Regions from separate parts of the Mus musculus genome. Here region 1 is linked to region 2. A link is a contact called in ENCODE Hi-C or POLR2A ChIA-PET data. All regions are on one chromosome and are shown on one strand. Each heading gives the region's core, a stretch centred on a gene start or an enhancer-like site at or near the end of the contact. The rest is flanking DNA. Distances are from core to core; before and after follow the strand shown.

What was found. Hi-C counts contacts between places; a loop is a spot of excess contacts on that map. ChIA-PET counts read pairs that join two places held with the same protein, here RNA polymerase II (POLR2A).
Region 1: POLR2A ChIA-PET joins it to region 2 with 16 read pairs in Patski. The contact joins the enhancer-like site here to the promoter of Elovl5 in region 2. A Hi-C loop is called at or near these places in 5 of 37 maps with a recorded cell type or tissue (CH12.LX, Patski, T-helper 17 cell and 2 more). POLR2A ChIA-PET finds 5 or more read pairs at or near these places in 1 of 5 experiments (Patski).

The regions. Positions count from the first base shown.
Region 1 is chr9:78,019,572-78,024,951 of GRCm38, reverse strand. Gm39375 (a long non-coding RNA gene) reads right to left here. Exons shown (of 4, transcript XR_870937.1): 4 at 4,249-4,869. Among named protein-coding and RNA genes, the nearest start is that of Gm23609, 8.2 kb to the right of the region's middle. Within about 2 kb of position 2,656, at least 1 of the 3 ENCODE cell types and tissues checked has a DNase peak (open chromatin) inside an H3K27ac peak, as active enhancers do.
Region 2 is chr9:77,916,090-77,920,808 of GRCm38, reverse strand. It overlaps Elovl5 (ELOVL family member 5, elongation of long chain fatty acids (yeast)), which reads right to left and starts at 3,444. Exons shown (of 8, transcript NM_134255.3): 1 at 3,283-3,444.

The DNA.
Region 1 (5,380 bases), core at 1,407-3,906, 100 kb before region 2:
CACTGACTAGGTCAGAAGGCTCCTCCTCACCCACATAAAAAGAAACAAAGAGATGAAACTAAATGCCGTTTTACTTGTGGCAAATAGTTTTCCATTCTCTGAGGTCATATAAGTTCCTTTTCCAGGGGAGAAGAGAATGGTGAGTTTCACATGCTTTCTCTCATATGCTGAATCTAGATTTATACACACATACACACGCAAGCACATACACACACACATGCACAAACACACGACATGTTCACTCTCACACATACTTCCACACACATGACACATTCATTCATGTAAACATTCACACTTTCCCTTACACAAACACACATACAAAATGGACACACACACACACACACACACACACACACACGGCAATTTTGGAGAAAGAAGGAAGCTGAAGGGGTGCAGATAGTAAGTCAACTAAGAGCAAAGTAAGGACATATGTGCATAATGATGTCATGGTGTGCATAATGATGTCATCAGGAAACCCATACATTTTTGCTTTGCTTTTTTAAAAAAGATGTCCCTAAAGCCAGGCACAGTGTCACATGACTGTAATCTCAGCACTGGGGAGGCAGAAGAATTGTGGTTTCGATGCCAGCCTGGACTACATAGCAAAACTCTATCTAAAAACCAAAAACCAAAAACAAACCCTCACTAATACAAGAGAAATGAGATGGATTTTTGTTTTGGTTTTTGGTTTTTGGTTTTTTGAGACAGGGTTTCTCTGTATAGCCCTGGCTGTCCTGGAACTCACTCTGTAGACCAGGCTGGCCTTGAACTCAGATATCCGCCTGCCTCTGCCTCCCAAGTGCTGGGATTAAAGACGTGTGCCACCACGCCCGGCTGAGATGGATTTTTAATATCATAAGCTCAAGTCAAGCTTTCTGAGTAGTGTAATCGCTAACACAATGCTTTTGCCTGCAGGCCTTGTCACCATGTTTGAAACTCCTGCCTCCTGAGAGTGCAGAGGAGGGAGTGAGTGAGTGGGCTGAAGGACAAGGAAGAAAAAGGAGGCAGGGGTCTGGGTAACACAGCTTGTGCACCCACAGAAGCTGCGGGAGCAGAGGTGAGGGGGCCGGAGGCTGAGGCACAGGTCCGAGTCTTAAATTAGTTAGTGAGTTGCGTCACTGGCTCTGAACCTGACCACCATCTTATCATAGAAAGCACCCCAAGAGGCCACCTTGCTCACAACCAAAACAGTCCCCGTTAGCCTCTACCCCAGACCTATGGTGGCCTTACCGCTTCTGATCTCCCTTGTAGTCAAATAAATTATCTCATTTGCTGTCTTTTCTGAAGAATTTTCAAAAAAAAAAAAAACCCACTAACAATGCATTCATTAGTTGTCTGAACCACATTTCAATTATCTCCCAATCATGTGCAGCTAATGTCTATGGCCTTGGTAAATGGAAACATGTTAACACAGAGAACTTGTGAATGAAAAACAGCCTGTCGCGGTGGGAAACATGGTGAGATGGCTTGCTGACAGCGGTGCTTGCTACCAAGGCTGCCACTCTGAGTTTGATTCCCCGAGTCCTACACGTGGAAGGAAGGAGTCAACTAGTGCAAATTGTCTTTTGACCTTTATATGTATACCTACACATGAATAAAAGTTTTTAATGTTAATGGGATTTTTAAAAAAATGTTTTGATAACAGTGAGTGGTGCTCTGGATGGTCTAAACACCCGTGACAGTCCTCAAGGGGTAAGGTGGACATCGGCTCCTAACGTGCACATACGTTCCAGGGTGTGTAACCGCAACCTAGAATGAGGAGGGGAAGTTGAAAAGAACAGAAAACCCTTACTGAGCAGGTAATCTGGACGTGATTTATCGTGGGAGGGAACAACATTGGCGAGTGATGGTTTGGGCAATTAGGAGAAGCTGTAATAGAAAGATTAGCTAAGGGCTGGAGAGATGGCTCAGTGGGTAAGAGTACCCGATTGGTCTTCCGAAGGTCCAGAGTTCAAATCCCAGCAACCACATGGTGGCTCACAACCATCCGTAACAAGATCTGACTCCCTCTTCTGGTGTGTCTGAAGACAGCTACAGTGTATTTACATATAATAATAAATAAATCTTAAAAAAAAAAGAAAGATTACCTAAGGTCCAAGTTAATAAGTCAACTATCCTTTGAATGTCATAGCCATGGCTGGCTGGCGTAAACTCCTGAAAGGGTCACTTTCATTTCCAGATGCCCTGACCTGGACCATCTCTGATCTGGCACACTGGGGACTCATCAGGATATCCAGTGATGTGGTGGGGGTAGAGGGGGCAAGGAGCTGTCAGAAGTTTTCAGAACAGCCCTAGGGCAGAAAAGCTAATCACACCAGGTCGAACATAAAGTTGTAAAGAGAAATAAAAGCATTCTTGATCCTACAGACTGGACTTTGTCTCCCACCCCACCCCATTAGCCAAATGTAAACCTTATTACATCAGAGCGGTCCTCAACCTTATCTGTGGTTTCAGTTCCCTGCTTAAATATGCTCTGAAATTGTTCAGTGGAAAGTTCTGAGCATAACCGATGCCTGTGCTGGAAACTACATTTTATTCTGAGCAGTATGATGAAATCTGTGTCCTGCCCTGCCCTGCATGGGGTATGAATCACTCCTGCTTCCTGTACACCCGGCTGTGTACACTCTGTGCCCATCAGTCAGCTGGCAGCACCGCCACAGCATCACGGTGCCTCTGTCTGGGTCTGGTGTCCACCTCAGCTTCAAGCATCCACTGAGGCCTTAGAGCCTACCCCTGGAGGAGAGTGGTCGGCAGACAGGAGCCCCAGACCTTTAGACAGCAAAATAACTTAGAGTCAGCCTGCAAGTCGATTCAGTGAGCTGTCACAGGTCCTCCGGACACTGTAACAGATGATATCTCTGGATCTTAATGGGCCAGCCAGGAGGGTCGAGGAGGCAGAAGCACAAAGCCAAAGAGTTTGAGAGACAGAAAGAGGCCACTGCAGCTGGAACATGGGAGATTGGCTCTTAATTTTCCCTTCATGCTTGAGTCTCAGCCAAATATCAGCGGGAGAAGACTCCCCCACCACAGAAGCCAAGCACCCCCACCTCCAGCAAGCCACTTTCCTTCACGGTCTGTCTTCACAGCTCACAATACCTAAGGAGGTTCTAGTGTGTGTGTTCATGGAAAGCGCATCCATCCGCCACCGATGGTCTAGGCCAGGAAGGTAGAGTCCAGAGCTTGCTAAAGGTTTGGATGTTACCTAAGATCCATGGAGGCTGCTGACAGGGAAGTGACTGGTTATTCTCGTTAGGATAGAATACAAGAAACTCTGGAGTTTATGGGCCAAGAGGCTTATTTAACACATAGTTCGGGAGGGTGGAAATCCCAGGCTGGTCAGCCACACGTGGCAAGAGCCTCATGTTCTGTTTTAATAGGTGGAAAAACAAGACCCGTGATATAGAGGACAAAGAACGAGGGTCAGCCTGACCTTACAACAACCTGCTGTCATGGTAACTGACTGGCCCAACAGAGGCATTCATTCCCGCATGGGGAGTGGGATGCCAGAGGAGGCTTTTCTTCCTTCGGACTGTTTGCCTGAGCTGTGGGGTGGTCGGGTTGGGGTGTGGAGAGCAGGAGAGAAGGCAGAGCCTGCAGCTGGGAGCAATTGCACTGAGGCGGAACGAAATTCCCTGTATAAGGAAGAAACCACAAGCTTATCTCTTTGGCAAGAAAAGCCTGAGAGATTTCTGCCACACTCGAGGATCAGACTGCTCCTCTCTGAAAATGTGAGGTCACTGGCTTAGACCTGGAGACCAAAGAAGCCCCCAGACAAGGCTGTGGATTTCAGCAGCTGAGCAGCTATGGGGAGAGAGATAGGCCTGAAGGACTTGTGGAAAAGGTGACCCAGCCTGCAGAAGAGTCTACGCAGACCTAAGTTGCTGACAAATGACCTCATCTTGCCAGAGTAGAAGAGTTTGTTTATTTTAATTTTATTTGTAAAATAAATAATAAAGAGTTTTTGCCTGCATGTATGTCTGTGTACCACTTATATGTCCGAGGAGTCACTGAATTCTCTGGAACTGAAGTTTTAAACAGTTGTGAGCCACCATGTGACTTCTGGGAATCAAATCTGGGTCTTCTTGCAAGAGCAGTCAGTGCTTTTAAATGCTGAACTATCTCTCCAACCTGGCATAGAACACTTTAAATAAGGTTTCTTTCCTGTGGCTGGAACAGCAGAGGAGCTATGAGCTCCCAGAGAAGGAAACATTAAGACACAGAAGTATTTTAAGCTTGTTTTTCAAGCCTGCACAAGAGCTACGTTTGGGGAGGAGACTGAGACACCATTGAGGGAATCTAGCTGTTGAAGCTGAAGTGTCCTTTCTCTGGGCCTGTCAGAGAGAAGGCCTGGCCTGCAGGAGCTGCCACTGTCAACCTACCCAAAAGATTAAATATTTAGGGCACTTTGGAGAGAGAAGTTGCCTATGCTTTGAAAAGATAAGTCTAAATCTAGCACCTTAGACCACCCCTACATGCTACCTTCCATGAGAGCCCACATTGATGCCCATGACCTGTGCTGCCACCAAAGGCCATGATCAAGTTCAGAGAACTATGTGGATGCCCGTGGTCTGTGTTCCTGTAGGAGGCCATCTTGATGTCTGTAGTCCATGTTATCATCAAAAGTCAAGTGGATGCCCTTGGTCTGTTCAACCGCCAGGGGCCATGTTGGTGTCCATGGCCTGTGCCCACATCATGATGGTGTTTGTGGTCCGGGCTGTGGCCAAGGAGATGTTGATGTCCTTGTTCTGTGCTATCACCGAAGAGCATGCTGAGGTCCTTGGTCTGTGTTGACACTAGAGGCCATGTGGATGTTCACGATTCGTGCTGTCACCCGATTCCACACAGAAGTCCATGGTCCATGTGCTGCTGCTGATAAAGGACAAAGAGGCTTCTCTTACAGGACTATTGATGTCTGCAGACTCACATTTGAGGAGGAGAGGCATAGACAGCTTCTGAGACAGCCTATCCCACCCCCACTAGCACTCCCATCCTCAGAAAAGAAAGAGTCTAGACAGGAAGCCATTAAAAGCAACTCTTAAAAAATGCTGAAGTGTAGCTCTTCATAGCTGATAGCTTATGATGGGGGTGGGGTGGGGAGGGACTCAGTTTAGTGGAAATTTGACCACGTTCCAGTGAGTATATGGGCAACACAAATGGACTTGGTATTATTTTCTCTCTTCTTTTTTCTTCTGGGAGGAGGTTACAAGGATGGGAGGGTTGTCCTAGGAGGACTGGGAAGTGAGTAGGATTGGGATGCACTAGGTAAAATTCCTAAATAATCAATAAAAATATTTGTCGGGGAGCAAAAGAACCATACAAGATCCTCCCCACTAGATATTTTGGAGGCATATACCCGATGCCTACATGAGTTAACCTATTA
Region 2 (4,719 bases), core at 2,195-4,694:
TGCTTTCAAGGCCATTACAAAGGTGCGATGGTAAGCTTATTTAAACTGGGCTTTGCTTCGTGAATCAAAAGCACCCTGACCAATTCAGTCTTATTAGGCACTGCACTATCTGACGGACAGTTGTGCCATGTGTCCCAGAAACCTACCTCTGGCTCTCTTTTGGTGTAAAGTATAAAATAAGTATGCACAAAAGGGCTCCCAGTGTAAGCCAAACCAAGAAGCCTTTTGGAATCACAAACTGCTTCACTCATCTTTGGATCCAAACACCCCAGCCATGGACATATTTAACACATACCCACTAAGTCAGAAAGTTAATAAAAATGAATTGTGGATTGGGGACATACCTCAGTTGGTACACTGCTTGCCAGACCTGGGTCCCATGCCCAGCACAGCCCAGACCAAATGTTAACCTATACCTTATTATCCCTGTGCTTAAGAGATAGAAGTAGGAGGATCAGAAGTTGAGGGCTGACCTTTCAGAAACCCCTAAGATGAGGTCGGCCTAGACTACAATGAGACCCTGTCTTAAAACAAATGAATCAAGAATAGGATAAATACAGGAACATACTTCAGGCAGACTGAGAAGCAGCAAATTGTTAATCCTATGGTTTAGTGTGTGTGTATTCTACTTTTGCCTGCCAACTTACAATACCATAGACCACTTCCTCTCAGTTACCTGTCTTTTCCTGCATGCATTCCCATTCAGAGGCCATTCACATGGCTGCTTTCCCCCATGCCTCGTTTCTGTTTTTCCTGCCTCAGAGAGTTGAACCCAGAAGTTCACACGTGCTGAGTTTGGTTTAAGATGGTTCAGCACATGGTTAGAGTATTTTAAGTTAGCAAATAGCACAATTACATAAATGACATGTAGCTGACTAGACAAACAATCCAACAACAGACAGATGTAGTGAGAAGCTGGAATCCTGGAGATAAGGCTGTGTGTTTTTCAGAAAGTCAACATCTCTGGGCCTTAGCTCCAGGTTTGTTTGTTTGTTTGTTTGTTTGGGTGATTTGAGACAAGGTTTCTCTGTGCAGCCCTAGCCCTGGAACTAGCTCTGTAGATCATGCTGGCCTTGAACTCATAGAGATCTGCCTGCCTCTGCCTCCTGAGTGCTGGGACTAAAGGCAGGTGCTACTATCACCTGGCTGCTAGTTCCAGGTTTTTTAACAAAAAGATGGGTAATGGGACTCCCTAGAGGACCCTGGTTTGTGGAAAGAAACACTTAGCAAATCTGTTCTTAGCATCAGTTCATGACGCAGGATTGAAGGAGCTCAGTGGCAGTGTTTACTCAGCACGTGTGAACTTCTGGGTTCAGCTCTCTGCAGCAGGAAAAACAGAAACAAGGCATGGGGAAAGCAGCCATGTGAATGGCCTCTGAATGGGAACGCATGCAGGAAAAGACAGGCAACTGAGAGGAAGTGGTCTATGATATTGTGAATTGGCAGGCAAAAGTAGAATACACACACACACACCTCACACACACACACCCCTGGGAAGGTTAGTGTGTGTCAGAGTTTTTTTGTTAGGCAACAAATATGCTCTACTCTGCCATAGTTCCTGGAAGACAAGGCAATTTTGCCTCGATTTGTATGTAGACTTCAAGTTGGAAATCTAGCACAAAGGTGAGTACTTCCCCTCTAACAGCAGCACAAGCAGTAATTAGCGGAACTGCTGGGGGAAAGAATTCTGTGAACAACAGGCATCCAAAGGCTAAGGCTCTGGCCAAGAGAAACACTGTTAATCCCAGGGAAGGAAAAGGAAACATTTATCAAACCACTATTTAGCAGACCCCCTGTTGGGTTCTTCCATTTACAGTCTCTTGAAACCACCTAATAAATAAATCAGTTACATGGGACCCGGCTGGCTGACAAGGAAACCGAGTCAAGTAAGAACTACTTACTAGTTACCTATTTTGAAAAACCCAACACCCATGTTTCCTATTCATGGTTAAGTTTACCCTCCATTCTGTGAAAGTATATAACATTCCTCCTTTCTGTCTTCAGTTCCAAACTGAAAGACAAAAAGAGAATAGAAAAGGAGATGGCCTATGGTGGATGTTCCTGGCACTGACGTTATCAGGAGAAAAATCTCAAAGGAAAGTAGCCCCCCCCCCTTTTTTTTTTTCAAGGTCAGAGCTTTCGCAGAGAAACCCGGCAGTACTGGGACTGACTAGATAAACGATGCACCTGTGCCCAGCCATAGATAAAATCTACGGTGTGCATTCGCATTCATCTAATGCAAAGCTGACTGTATCTGTAGATTTTTGACCCAAATGCTGTGGCCTGAGACTTTGCAAAAGCACAAAGACTTGCAAGTACAAACCAACAGGTTATAACTGCCAAGCGGTTAGAGGAACGAATTACAAAACCAACAGACAACACTGGCCCTCCTGTACAACTGTACAAAACACTTCCTGCCACCAGCCCTGACATTAAAAAAACAGAAAGACAGTCGAGGCTTGGGAGGAGGGCTGCTCGCTCCCCCACAATTTCTTATCAGACTTCTCCCCGGGTATCCTCCAGCTAGGGAGTCATGCGTTGCATTCTTTCAATCGCCCCCTCCCCTTACGAAAATTCATCCAATGCATCCTTCAAATTTGCAATCAAGGCGCCTGGAGATAAGCATAATGTAATCTAGAGCAGGGACGCCAAGTTCAAAGGTGCCGAAGGCTTCAAGATCGTCTAAAAAGAACTCTCTCTGGACCTTACTATCTCCACCTCAAGGATAGGGGAAGGGGAAGGCTTGCTGGCAAGCAAACAATAAAGGACACTTTCCCTAAAACTCTGAGCAGCGCACTTTATGGATTCGCAGACTCCAGGCCGTTACCCGCAGCTATGCGTCCGCGTCTCCACCCTCCCGGGGCAGGCTGGGCTGCAGATACCCGCTGGAGTGGTCGCGGGAAAGCGGGCGTCCCTGGCAGCAGCAAAGGAGAGGAAAGCAGGGAAAGGCCAGCGCGCGGCCCCAAAGCCCGGTACTGCACGGACCCACGCGGACTCCTCCTCGGCAGCCCTTACGGTCGCTCAGAGAAAGCTCGGAGGAAGATCCAAGCGCGCCGCCATCCTTCCCTGCGATCTCCGCGCCTGTCAGTGCGCCAAAGTGGCTGCCACCCACGAACAGGTGCGAAAGCATCCATCCCGGCGGAGCTCCGCTCGGCCCGCGCCCCGCGCTCGCCGGGCCACGGTGCCTGCCGCCCCCCGCCCAACCCGGACCTCACGGCGCCAGCAGCCTGGCCGCACCCCAGTGCCTTGGCACCCGCCAAGTTCCTGAAGCAGGCGGCTCACCTCTCTGCCTGAGCGGCTACGGGGAGCACCGGACGGCAGCAGGACCGCGCGAGCAGGAGGATGTGCAAGCGGGCGCGGGAACAGAAGCAAGCTGCAGCCGCGATGCAAGAGGAAGGCGCCCGGCAGCTTCAACCCCGGCGTGGGCTGACCGTGACGTCACAATGGCGCGGCCAGCCAATCCGAGCCCGGAGGCAGGATCAAGCGCTATGATGTCATGCGGCCTTGGAACCAATCCTGGGGCGATAGAACTTTCGTGATTGTAAATTCCAGAATCAGATGCGGTGAGCAGAGGAAGCCAGGGTTGGTCTCCTGTGGTTCACGTGTCTCGGGGCAGTTTTCTTGCTTCTTCCTAATAAGCCTGCGTGGGACGCAGAGTCTGCGCAATAGCCACAGTGAAGTTCTGGATGCCCTGAACTCTTTCCAACAGCCGGGGGGCAGGGGCAGGCTTGGCGGTGGTTTTTTTGTTTTTGTTTTTGTTTTGGCAGGTGCCCACCCACCTAACGGGTTTCGCCACCATTGTGAAGGGGACCCTTTTCATGGTTTTAGCAAGGGTTCTAAAACCTAGGTGGAGCTGCTGTTGCGCAAATTGAAGCAACAGAAATCACTCAGAACTTTGCAACCGTAATTCTAGGATAGGTTGATCACACACTATTGGGAGTTTTGATATTTCTACTCTACGAAATTATCAGTCTTGTAATGAAATACTGTAATGTCTTTCAGCTGGGCAAATTCAAAGACTTAAAAGGGACGCAGGTACAAACATAAGAGCCTTTCTAGTTTTCGCTGCTGTTTGATAAATCAAGGCCTACAACTCTTACTTCAAACGTTAGAAATGTAACCTTTTGTTGTGCCCCCTTTGCTTTACACCCACTGACACAACACAGCCAAGCAGTCATTCAGTGTAGAAACATTTTTTTTAAATTATAGTAAAATGTTTATTGTATATTCAGCAATGTTCCAGGACCCAGACCACTGTCATAGGAATACGAATATACAAACTATAAACATTAGATAATTTAAACATTCACAAATTGCTGTAGCAATAACAATTAGTTGCCATTCATTTCTATAAACACTGAGTAAGGACCGCCTTCCCCGCAACAGTGCTGAGTGCTAACCATAAGTGCATGTCTGTCTGTCTATACAGGAAGTGTCGTTCAAGTGGCATGTGAGTGGTCATCTGTGCAACCTGGCCTCCTAGCATTCACCGTGTTCATTGTAATTGTCTCGTAGCTTTCACATACCAGGGACCGCTAAGATCTGTAGGCAAGTAATGCACTAAATCTAGCTTGTTTCTCCCCTCAATGGCATTTACAAGGCTCGAGGCATCATCTGCGACAGTTCTTTGTAATCTGGAGTATGACAAGAAGTCCTAACCATTTTTTTTTTTTTTTTGAATGGGTGAAGCATGAACTCAGCGGTGCCATGTTTGATCCC